Linked DNA regions of Homo sapiens: region 2 is linked to region 1. A link is a contact called in ENCODE Hi-C or POLR2A ChIA-PET data. All regions are on one chromosome and are shown on one strand. Each heading gives the region's core, a stretch centred on a gene start or an enhancer-like site at or near the end of the contact. The rest is flanking DNA. Distances are from core to core; before and after follow the strand shown.

Region 1 (6,196 bases), core at 794-3,293:
TTGTCTTCCATCACCCTGCTTTTCCTCTATCATCTCCTTCCTTCTATCTTTTATCCAGTGAAAATGAAAACATCTCCACTAAGAGGACTTCCTAGTATAGAAATGGCAAGTATGTACTATCTACCAATTTGCTACTAGCACCACCATTACCTATTTACATGCCCTTTGCATTTGTGGCCAACTGATCTACAGCATTGTGCCTTAGTGTATTCAAGACACTTGGAATTGGCAGTTGAGATGATTATTTGCCATCCCCAACCTAGAGATGATCATTTACTGAGTACCTTCTATATGGGAGGAGAGTTAAAGTCAGAGGGCCACAGCCGGCAGTGTGACTATCTCAGAGGAGATGCTGAGATCAGCAAAGTCATTCTGAGTCCTAAATCGGGTTCTGAGGTCCTTCTCCCAGGTGTTTAGAATGTCCCTCAGGCCTGGGAACAAACTCTCTGGGACACTAAAAGAATAGAGCAGGATTGGGGGTTGACCTAGCAACCATGAGATCCGGGCAGTGAATACTCGTAGTGGAGTCAGAGCTAAGCAGTTGTCATCTCCCTGGTTCAGGTGAAAGGTATAGGGAACAGGATAGCCCAGGAGGATCCCAAATACAGTACACAGATTCCAGTCTGAGGAATGGAGCCTGCTGTAGGAGACTGCTAGAGATAAGTCCCTCTGCAGCCCCTGCAAATGTGTGATGATCTCAGCCACGAGGGCCTTCAAGTCCTGAAGCTGGTCCAGGGAGCAGACAGAAGGGTGACGCTGGCAGCTGGAAACATCCACAAAGGCTATGGTACCAAGCAGCACCTGCTCCAAGTGCTGACATACATGCTCAGGACTGACAATCAGGCTGTTTTCTCCAATCTCAAGGATGTGAAGTCCAAAAGTCAGGAAGCCAAGCCCCTTCAGCTCCTCCAGATAGCTCTGGAGCTCTGATGCCCCTGCACAGTTGCAATCATAGAGCACAGCTGGCTTCAGTCCCCGGGCCACAGCCAGCACCTCTCCAGCTAAGTGAAGGCAGATGGCTTGGGGTGGACTCCGTCTCTTTCCCATGCCAAGGGTCTGCTGAGCAGCTGCCACCAGCAGCTGAGGGCTCGGTGATGACATGAGATCTAGAAGCAACATCAAGAATGGCCTCCTTAGCTAGCCCGAGTTCCCTTCCCTGGGTGGCATCTTTCAGCCAGACACTTGAGGAGGGGCCTAGAAACAAAGCAGGAGCAGGGAATTATTAACAGCCTTCCTGTTAAATCGCGGTATCTTCCAAAGGTTATTCTGTCCCTCCCTGCTTTGAAATGGCGACCCAGCCCAGACAAGATAGTTTCACCGATGCTGCTTGATTTTTCTGGTTGACTTGGTCTCCCTCAATCATAAATTCGTGTGTTTTTCTAGCCTTATAGCTAGATTTATATTCCCTCTGGCTTTTATTCTAAATTTCACCTGTTGCAAATTACGTTCTCTGGTTCAAACCGTAGGGAATTTGGGGCAGAGGCGGAGGCGGGGCAGTGTTTGGCAAAATTCACAGCATTTCGCCCAAAAGCCCTTCTGGGACAGAGCTCCAAGTTCCAAATGTATCCTTTCCACTGACAACTCCCCTACTCTTCCCGCCAGAGAATAGTTATAAGAATAGTAATTTGATTAATATACACCAGAATGTGGACTAACAACCATCTCACCCTGACACATAAAAATGAATGAATGAAATCCACTAGAACTGCAGAAGGGTAGTATTTTAACTTCTGCTGGCCCCGCCTTCCCTTTCTGTCCGACATCAAGGACCCTCGGAAGATGAGATTTCTCCGATCCACACACCCCACACCAGAGCATGTTATAGTGATTTGCTAAATGAGGCATAAGTCTGTCTCACATACGTTCTTTTTCCACGTCCGCTACAGGTTCGGGGGCTCAGAAACTTTTTGCGGCTTCCTGCCTGCTGCCAGAAAGGCAGCTAGTCCCCCACGCCCAGCCGCAAGTAACACTGGAAAACCCGCCTGCGCTGGGAAGACCCTCGCAGCCCGCTCTGCTCCAGTCCCGCAGGCACCTTCTTGCGCATGCGCACCCACTCGAGTGCCGCCCTCTTTCCCCCCATTCCGTGACGTCATCCAGCCGCTCGCGCGCCTCGCGTTAGAATCACTAGCTAGGCAGCCTTACTGCGCGCCGGAAGTTTGGGCCACCGTGCGGCCCGCCCTTTCCGGCCAGACTGAACGCGGCCCCATCTGTCGGCTTAGGAACTGGGAAGGGCGGAAGTAAACGAGAAAAGGCGGAACCTGGTGAAACTGGTTTCCCGCTGCTGCCCTCATTTTGCTTCGCCGAACGTCCTCCCTGTGTTATGACGTCTGGTGTCCCACTTGACTGGGAATCCAGAAACAGGGCACACAGCAGTTAATAAACACCTTTGATTTGTGTCTGTGGAAATACGTTTTGTCCAGACGAAACATACCTCAAGACAACATATTTTGCAGAATAGCCTCACCTGTGGGTGGTGCTGAAACGTTTTAATTTTTTTTAACTTGACTTCCCTAAATCCTACATTTGAGAGGCCTACAACAGCTCTCTAGGGAGGGTGTGAAGGTGTGAGTATTCACTTTGAACAAATATGTGCCAGTCATGCTGCTAGGCCCTGGAGGTACTGCAGTGAGCAAAACAGACAAAACCCCCACTTTCATGGGGCTTAAGTTCATGTCTACTGAATCCAGTTTGCTGATTTCAAATAAGAAATGAGAAGTGATGACACAGAGGCTTTCCAGTCAGGTCATTACAAAGAAAAAGTGTTATTTCACGTAAGAGTTAACACCTTTTTAACTACCAGCGATTTGACCCATGCCACGAAGGGAAAGGATTTCTTGAGAAAACCCCAATATCTAAGGAAATGGCCCCAATTTATTTATACTTGGAGCAGGACAGAGATTAAGGGAACAGTGGACACCTACACTGGAGTTGTCACTCCTGGATCTATCTTGGTGGTGCCTTCAGTCCATGAAAAGTGAATTGTACAGTAAAGATGGGGTCAGCATGGGAGGAGGACCAGCTTATAGGAGTTACCAGCCTAAGGCTGTCTGGTTCTTAGCTCAGAGGGAATCAGAAGCTGAGAGTAGAAAGTAGTCTTCTAATTTTAGAACGTTTTCCTTCCCCGCATTTATTTAATTTTCCCATGGTGGTTAACAGTAAATCCCTAAAAGACTGATTTAGTTCATTCATTTATTCCAGCAACAAATATTTGAGAACACACTGTGTCCCAGACACTGTTCTAAGGACTGGCAGCGAAGTCCAAGACAAACAGTCCCTACCTTCAGCAAGTTTGCAGTCAAGCAGGATGCGGATGCTGAGCATTACAAGGGAAATGATTATTCTGAGAGAGGAAGTATGGGGTGCTATGGGAACATACAACCAGGGACCTAATTTTATGGGAAAGGGACCAGCCCAGATCCAACACTTGCTCTCCCAGTTTACCTCCAGTAGGTTCTTTTTAACTTGAACTAATCTTGTTTGGTGGGGTACACAGTGAGGAAAAAGAAGAGCTAGTGACAAAATCTAACTCCCTTCTCAGTCTTAAGCAAGGTGAAGGCAAGGGAGTAGAAGATATCAAGGGAGTGAGTGGTGGTAGCCACCAAAGGAGATAGCAGACTGAGGCCCTAAAAAAAGAAAGGAAATCTAAATCTATCCAGCAGGACCAGAGAAAGAGTGCTGAGGGTGATTAGATGGAATCCCTGCATGTACTCTCCCGGCATTCTGAAAAGAAGCCAAAACAAGGAAGAAACCGGGGTATCTAGTTAAGACCTCACAAATCACTCATCCATTCCTCTGACATGTTCATAAACTTTTTATAGTGGTTACGAACCAAAAGCTTGGCATTTCTTGGCACTTTTCCAATACCCTTTACCAGCTCACATTATCTGGGCTCCCACCCAGGCTACAGATAGCCTGGCTGTTAGCACTTCACAGAAGGGATATAGACTGGCCCAGATTCAAGAGCTGCCCTTCTAATTTACCTACAGTGGGTTTTTAACTTTGAGTTCCCACGTAGAGATGGGGCAGCCAAATATCAAGCCCAAATCCCTCACTTCACCTACTCAACAAAATGACCCCCAAAATGTAAAGTTTCTGTGCCTTTAATGCTTCCCGGTCCCTAAAAGCCCAACTTTTCCTCGAAGCTGGGCACCTGACCTTTAGCCAGGTTTCTTAATCTTTTCATGCTTTTCATAATAGCAAATTCCACTAGGTCTCTTAGAAACTCTAAAACCAAGGCTTAAGCACTTTAAATAAATAAGTCCTCATGTCACCACTGATTTTGAACTTTTAGTTTTTAAAATAAGGCTAGCTCAACTTTTGAGTCATTTTGAAAAGTTGGAGATGGCCTGGTTTAAAGGTACCAGACTAGACATGGGCTTCCTTACTATGTCCCGACACAGACAGATAGGCATCACTATTCAAGAGGACTGGGGCTTGCAACCACAGATTAGCATCTTATTTGCCATTTAGGTCCCAGATTGCTTGAGCCCAGGAGTTCAAGACCAGCCTGGGCAACATAGCAAGACCTCATCTCTACAAAAATAAAAAAAAAATTAGCCAAGCATCATAGTGCACGACTGTTGTCCCAACTACTCAGGAGGCTGGGGCAGGACGATTGCTTGAGCCCAGGAGCTTAAAGCTGCAGTAAGTGGTGACTTGCCACTGCACTCCAGCCTGGGCAACAAAGCAAGACTCTGTCTCAAAAAAGAAGAGAAAGCTGAAAGGGTTAGAGACTCAGCAGATGTTTCTAGATAAGACCAGTTTGTGACAGATACAGCTGCATTGTTCTATACCACTCTTTACCTTCACTGTTCACACTCAGATACCTCCACTAGTAAGGGAGACAAGCAGGTTCGTGCTAGGTGAGCCTTTCCAGAAGAGTACTGCCCAGCCCTTCTTCATCCCAGCCTTAACACACTCAACAACCCATTTCTTCCAACTGCAAAAAATCTAAATGATACTGTCCCTTTTGTAGTCAGAGAAGTACATCTTAGATCCCCAGCTCAGTCTAGCTCAGAGAAGAAAACAAGAAAAATAGAGCTCTTTCCTCTTAAAGCTAACACCTGAGTCACATACTGTCACCTACCCCCTCTCCCTGCCGCCCCCCCAACACACACACACTGGTATTTGAGTGGTAATAAGGTAAATGCCTGACAACCTATTCTTCCACAGAATCCCTAGGCTTTCTGTGTCAACAGCTTCCCTTTAGAAGCCAAATTTGTGAGCTTTCACTCCACAGGCTGGGTGACTTTCAGACTTTGGCACCCATTTCTATTTAGATATCAAGCATAGTTTCTAAGCAACCAGCCAGCCAGCTCCTCTCCCTCTCACTTCCCCCATCAGGGAGCCAGCTTACTATACTAGCAGAACAGGTCAAACAGAGCTCGATCCTGGACAAATCAGTGCTTGAGGAAACTTTAACAAAACCAAGGAAAAATGTGGTACAAGAACAATGCAGAAGGATTCTGTTCCAGGCAGTTTAGCCTTGTACAAGTAGAAGAAGGTCATTGAGTCCGTTCTAAAGCTGGATGCAATTTCAGGCACTACTCCAATCTCTTCACTTTATAAGCAATAAATCTGAAGCCCAGAGGTTAAAGGACTTGTTCAAGGTCACATTGGAAGCAAAGCTGCAGCTAGAACTTTGGTGTCCAAACTCCCAGGCCAAATCTCCTTCTACTATGCTATATCATACTACCATTAGGAGATTTGAAAAAGAAAAGCAAAGTCTGAAGGGTGATTTTTCCATAAATTAAATCAGCTTTAAATCTAGGCATATTTGGAGAATCACAAACTTCTAACACTGTTAGAGAAAAGAGAGATTTAAAAGCTGGTTAAATCTAAACAATAAAAAAATCCATATGTACAATATTATAAAAAAGAGAAGGAAGAAGATGGCATTCACAATTACTGGGGAGGCAGGGCAGGGGGCAGTTGCATGCTGGGGGTGGGCTGCATGGGCTGCCAGCTCTCCTGGGTTTGAAGGATGCGGTACAGCTGCTTCAGCTGAGCAACGATGTTATCCTTGATGTCTGGGGTTGAGATCTGCAGGCGGACACTGCCACTATCAAAGGATCGTGTGAAATCACCAGAAAACATCTCGTAGATCATCCGAGCCACTACTGGAATGACCTGTTCAGGACACAGAACACAGGTGTATCCTCTGAGGAAAAGGTATTTTTAAATAGCACAATGGACC
Region 2 (6,528 bases), core at 2,990-5,489, 4.6 Mb before region 1:
TTCCCATGCCGGGCACAGTGGCTCATGCCTGTAATCCCAGCACTTTGGGAGGCCAAGGCAGGCAGATCGCTTGAGGTCAGGAGTTTGAGACCAGCCTGGCCAACACGGTAAAACCCTGTCTCTACTAAAAATACAAAAACAAAATTAGCTGGGCCTGGTGGCAGGCGCCTATAGTCCCAGCTACTCAGGACGCTGAAGCAGGAGAATCACGTGAACATGGGAGGTGAAGGTTGCAGTGAGCCAAGATCACGCCACTGCACTCCAGCCTGGGCAATACAGAGAGACTCTGTCTCAAAAAAAAAAAAAAAAAAAAAAAAAAAAAAAAAAAAAAGAAAAAAAATACTTTTCCCTCTGCTACTCTTAATACTCCACCCTGCCTTTCCTCAGAAGTGCTCAAAGCCTTTATTTATGTATTTATTTATTTATTTTTTGAGACAGAGTTTCGCTCTTCTTGCCCAGGCTGGAGTGCAATGGCGTGATTTCGGCTCACCACAACCTCCACCTCCCACATTCAAGTGATTCTCCTGCCTCAGCCTTCCCCAGCAGCTGGGATTACAGGCATGTGCCACCATGCCCAGCTAATTTTTTTGGATTTTTAATAGAGACGGGGTTTCTCCATGTTGGCCAGGCTGGTCTCCAACTCCCAACCTCAGGTGATCCACCCACCTCAGCCTCCCAAAGTGCTGGGATTACAGGTGTGAGCCACCGCACCCAGCCTTACTTTTTAAATTCTAAAATATCATGTACATTACATATTCTCTACACTGACCCCAGTGAATTCAGAACTATAAAATGTTAGAGGCAAATATTATTTTGGGGTCCTTTACTCTTTTGTGGGTGAAAGTGAGACAATAAAAATTTTTGGTATCATATGGCATTACAAATGGTATATAGACATGAAAATTGTTTTACTATTGTTACCATACTTATACTCCAATCATTTCAAATTTAGAGTTAATCCCTGGTCTTCTTTCAGTTGCTCAAATACCATACTACATCAACCTAGAGGCACAGTTCCATTCTGAAGTGATGCTTAAAACCTACAGGTTTGTTAGGGTAAGAATTGAGTGTTCCTTCAACACCCAAGTTCCTATTAATCAGAGACTAACATTCATAAAAGAAAGTTGAGGACTGGGTGTGGTGGCTGATTACTGTAATTCCAGCACTTTGGGAGGTTGAGTTGGAAGGATCGTTTGAGGCCATGAGTTTGAGACCAGCCTGGGCAACAAAGTGAGACCCCATCTTTACAAAAAATTTAAAAAAGAAAGTTGAGACAGTCTCTGAATAACTTGACCTTACAAAGATGGCCTGTAAATGGGGAGAACAAGAGCTAGTTGTCTTTTTAGGAGTGATTTCTACTTTCTGACATGACCACCTAAACAGCTAGGAAAATGCATCCCTCAAATATACATATTAAGTGTCCCTTCACTAACTTTCCTTGGTGCATTTTTACCCCCAAACTCTCCACGCTGAAAGGAAGAAAAGCATTTTATGGAACAAAACCAAATTGCTCCCACTCCTGCCATCTGCACCCTCCCAGGTTTTTATCTGGGATGGACAGACTCCCGATGGTGAAGAGAGTTAAATACGCAAAGATCAGTTCATGATGCAGTCAACTGGAAAAGCCAATGAAGTGAAATGCAAAGGTATATTTGTATGTCTTAAGTTGTTTTTTAAAGAATAAAAACAACAGCCAACCAAAGTGCCTTGAAAACCTCCATCTCTCTGAGGTTAATCAATTCTCTTTGTTTTAGAAGCAAGTCTAAAATAAATAGTTGTTTTAAAATAAAAACAGCAATAAAGGGCTTTTTAAGATAAGCTGTGAGAGAAACTTCCGAGCAGGAGACACCTCTGGAAAGCACTGTTATGGGTGCGGGTGAAAGTACACATTCTGGGGATCGTCTCAGAAAACATTAGCCCTTCCCATCAGCTGTTTTCTGGTAGCCTCACAGATACTGGTTCTCTCTACAAGTCCATTCCAGGACAGTATATTTCTGGACGTAAGATGTCAAAGACTAGTTTCAGAAAAACTAGTCATCCCCAGAAATGGTGATAAAAATAAGATACTAAGATCATGACAGGGTCCTAAATGATACCGTTCCATTTAGTTGGTTTGGATAGGAATTTAAAAAGCCTTATTTTACCTTGTAACATAAAAGGAGGGGGATGACTAGTTTTTCTGAAACTACTAGTTTTTCTGATACTGTCATGATCTTAGTATCTTATTTTTATCACCATTTCTGGATTCCCAGTCGGATGTAGGATATTAAGCGCAAAACTTTGGGAATATAAGACCTAACACGCAAAGTCAGAACAATTCATCCAGTTCTAAGCCTTGTGTTCAAATTTGCTATGAGCATCTAAATTCATGGTTCTGAAAGTATTTTAACGGACCACCTGCATCACCTTCCCCAGTGTCTTTTATTATTACTATTATTATTATTATTATTATTATTGAGACAGAGTCTTGCTCCGTCGCACAGGGTGGAGTGCAGTGGCACAATCTCTGCTCACTGCAACCTCCGCCGCCTGGTTTCAAGCGATTCTCCTGCCTCAGCCTCCCCAGTGGCTGAGATTACAGGCCTCAACCACCACACCTGGCTAGTTTCTTATATTTTTGGTAGAGACGGGGTTTCACCATGTTGGCCAGGCTGGTCCCGAATTCCTGACCTCAAGTGATCCGCCCCGCCTCTGCCTCCCAAAGTGCTGGGATTACAGACGTGAGCCACCGCGCCCGGCCTCTTCAGGGTCTTTTCATGTTAAATTAGATTCTTAGGACCCACTTCACACACCTATTCAATAGGAATTTATGAGCTAGAGCACGAGACATGGCATTTTTAATACGCCCCTGGGGTGAGTTTAATACACACTTTAGTTTGAGAATCACTAAATTAAACCCACAGACTTCTTTGCTGTTTTGTCCCCAAGATATCTATCTACGTGGAATGTCAGTCCCTTCTCCCTTCCAATCTAAAGTTATTTCCTAATTAGACGCAGTAGTTAACAAATCCTCCAGTTCCCCACCAACAGCAGTTTAAAAGGAAGCAAGACGTTAGGAAAGATTAAAGACTGCACGATTTTAAGTGTTTGGGGGCCTCTGGCACATCCTAGAAAGAATCATGCAAGAAAGAACAAGAGTAGCTAGTTCTCCATTGGCTCAGGACCAAAATGATCCCTTCCCTCTCTTCTTCACCTTAAGCATGAGCAACATCTCTGGCAATTCCGTGGCACCCATCAGATATGATTTCCTCTGGCGACCCCCAACCCTATTTAGAGAATGTCCCCTCTTCACAGAGCTGCCTCATGATTGGTGTGAACACATTTCACATACATCATCAAACCCACACACCCGACTACAGTCCCATGGCCTCCTCGGACTCCCGGGACTCGCTGCCGCCTCTGCTCCATCTCTAAACTGGGGCTCTGACCCACAACGGCGCACGCGCCCGCCCCCAACTCAGAGCAACTTTCCCCACTCCTCGGATTAACTGCTACCCTCTCCGAACGCCGGCCCGCCCCAGGTCCGTCAGCGCACACCCCGGTCCCCGGGGTCCCGCTCCGGGAACTCCGGCCCTCGGTTGCCCCTGGCTCCCGGTCCCCCAGCGGGCCCCTTCCTCCCCTCCTCAGAAGGATGCCCTCCCAAGGTATCCCAGATCCGGCCGGCCCATGCCCGGGGACCCGGCCACACGACACGACTGCCCCTTTCCGCCTGCCCGAGAAGACTCGGGCTTGTTTTGCAGGGCAGGGGTGCGGTCCGTCCTCCGATTTGCCTCTCCTGCCCTCTCTCCCTCCGGGCTGCCCTCCTTACCCGCCTGCAGCCCGGTTTCGGCGACATCGCCTGCAGGGCCGCGCTCGGCCCCGCCGCCGCCCGTGAGGGAGGAGAGACAAGTGTGGTTGTGGGAGCACTTGATGTCGCGGAAGAACTTCTGGGTCTCGCGCAGGTTCTGTCGCAGCCGTCCCAGGTAGCGGCGGTAGCGGCCGAAGCCCCGGCACAGCTCGCGGATCATTCCGCCGCCGCCGGGGCCGGGACCCGAGACGGGCTCGCTGCCCCATGGCACCCCGTCGCCCTCCATCGCCTCTGCCCGCTCTGTCTTTGCGGCTCGGTCCCCGGCCGCAGGCCCGGCCTCCCTCCTCCCCGCCCCCCAGTGCCGAAGGGAGGAGGAATCCGCCTCCTGACGCCCCCGCCTGCAGTCAGCCTGGCTCCCAACCTCCGTCACTGCCGTTGCAAACAAACCAAACCGCAGTGCGCCGCTATCGGAACCTTTCTCTCCACTATCCAGAAGCGTGAGGGAAGGATCGCTGGAGGACACCCTCGCCGCGGGGTCTCCTGGGACTTGCAGTCCGGGCTGGGACCAAACGCCAAAACCTCAAGGCTGGAGAAGGGGAGGCTGTGGATGGGACTGATCCCTTTTGGAGAAAACCCTCACTCGTTCTTGTGTTTTCGCGCTCTCTTCATTTTAAAAAGTGTTCCTAATCCCTCTATGAGCGTCCCTGAGGAGAGGGAGGAGCTGCAGGACCTGAGTGCCAGCAGAAGTGGGGGGGCCTTACCGAAATCGTAGCGAAAGATGTTAATAGTAGAGAAAAGGAAGGAAACAAGACTGAAGACAGTCATCTCCATGGCTACCCTAAGTGGCTCTCTAGTGTTTCGGATACAGTAGATACTGGGGAATCGGCTAAAAGTACCCTGGAAATCGGCTGAAAGTACCCTGGAAATAGGGAAATCTCTTATATTTGCATTGCGTTCCCCTTTTCCAACTTTCCTTCTCCAGACTTGGAAAGGAAGGGTGTGAAAGGATCAACAAGAGCTGTAAGCTGAACTTCAGTGGGTTCCTGAAGTAGGGAGACCGGACTGGGTAAGGGGAAGTTGAGGTTTGTAGCCTTCCAAACTATTTCTGATTATCTTAACTTGGTTTCTGCTAATATGGAGGACTTTCATTGACACACACAGTCACAGACTCCTGGACACAATTACAAAGGGGGCAAAACTTGACGTCACCTCTTTTGTGCTTCCTGAATTATCTCTCCCCTCTTCACCAGGCACAGAGCCCATCTGTATCTTTCTTGCTATAGAAAGACACCGTCTTTTACCTAGGCCAGACTTCTTCTCTGATAGGCTACATGATGTAGTTCCTTGACTGAAATTAAGAGGAGATTTGAGTTTGGATCTGGACTCTTCCTATACCTTGCATTGTGATCTCGGGCAAGACCCCGTTTCATCTTCTATAAAGTAAGGGTTTAGAATGGCAGATCTTTAAGCCCTTTTGGTTTTAAATTTTTGTGAGTCCTGCTTCAGAAATTTTACTTCTCCTGACCTCTCATCGCAGAACACCCAGGTGTTCTTAGCCAAATGATGTCGTGATATTTGGATTAATTGTTGTAAGATGTGAAGGCCTTACCTTTCCAGGGGCATTAGCATTTTATAAAAAGGGGTCACTAATTCAAATGAATCTGTATTTGATAAATGTCTGTGAGGGCTGACTGCAAGGAGGGAGCCTCATGCTCCTTCCCATTTACCCACTCCCCCTTCTGCCTTTTACTTGGTCACGTATTTTCCATCAGCCATTCTTCTTTTGCAAGATTATATTCCCCATGCAATCCCCAAAGGTTCAGTAAAATAGAAATGAAAATTAAAAATGGGAATTTTAATACAAAGTAGATACTATTTTTAAAATAGAAGAGCTGTAAGAAAGCAATGTGTAATGATTTGCCACACACACGAATTTCTAGCACAGGAGATCAGATAAGAGCACTCAAGCTGGAGTTATCCAGAAAAGGAATCTATCTTGAAGAAGGGGCAAAATTTAGATAGGTGGAAGTAATCAGAGAGGGCATTATTTCAGGTAAATATCACAAAGCCCACCCTTTTAAAAACTATTCCTTAGTACTTTGCATTTATTTTCAAAATAAGTAATACACGAATGTGGTATAAAATTCAAATGGTGCAAAGGATATATAAGGAAAAACTAAGTCTTTCTTAGTTTTTCTGTTCACCTCCCAGTCACCTAGTTCCCCTCCCAGGAGGCAACCACTGTTGTAGATATAAATCATGTATAAATAGATCCTATATATGTATTTATATATGTGTATGCATGTATTTTAAATACAAATGATAGCATACGTAATACATATTTGATTATGGCCTTGCAGACTTCTGTACCAAAACATAAAGGTCTGTTTCATTCTTTTTAACTGTGTAACATACTACCACATGGATTGGCATGTTTTATTTAACAAGTCTTCTATTGGCGGACCTTTAGGTTTTTTGCAGTCTTTTGATATTAAAAACAATACTGCAAGAACTAATCTATGTACATCATTTTGAATATGTGTAAGTATATCTCATACCTATTTTTGATCTGTTGAGAAAGGCAATAATTTTTTGCTATTTAAAATCTTAAAAAATGCAAGTGACAATGAGCCCTTTGTAAATCATAATAACTTACCAATTAAAATACATATTTTCTTCAAATATCTAATTCAAAGGACAAATGGAGAAAATAAAGTTTTGAACGGTAAGAAGAGAGGGTT

What was found. A loop is a pair of places that touch in the nucleus more often than their neighbours do. ChIA-PET counts read pairs that join two places held with the same protein, here RNA polymerase II (POLR2A).
Region 2: a map of CD8-positive, alpha-beta T cell shows a loop between it and region 1 (12-fold over the local background). The contact joins the promoter of DSTYK here to the promoter of C1orf74 in region 1. A Hi-C loop is called at or near these places in 1 of 168 maps with a recorded cell type or tissue (CD8-positive, alpha-beta T cell). POLR2A ChIA-PET finds 5 or more read pairs at or near these places in 1 of 52 experiments (CD8-positive, alpha-beta memory T cell).

The regions. Positions count from the first base shown.
Region 1 is chr1:209,782,516-209,788,711 of GRCh38, forward strand. C1orf74 (chromosome 1 open reading frame 74) reads right to left here and starts at 2,044. Exons shown (of 2, transcript NM_152485.4): 1 at 1,863-2,044; 2 at 1-1,194. The coding sequence starts at 1,119. The coding sequence ends at 310. IRF6 (interferon regulatory factor 6) reads right to left here. Exons shown (of 9, transcript NM_006147.4): 9 at 3,102-6,129. The coding sequence ends at 5,905. RefSeq lists enhancers at 1,749-2,366, 1,923-2,182, 2,367-2,982.
Region 2 is chr1:205,207,463-205,213,990 of GRCh38, forward strand. It overlaps DSTYK (dual serine/threonine and tyrosine protein kinase), which reads right to left and starts at 4,240. Exons shown (of 13, transcript NM_015375.3): 1 at 3,809-4,240. The coding sequence starts at 4,073. RefSeq lists silencers at 3,570-3,619, 4,040-4,169.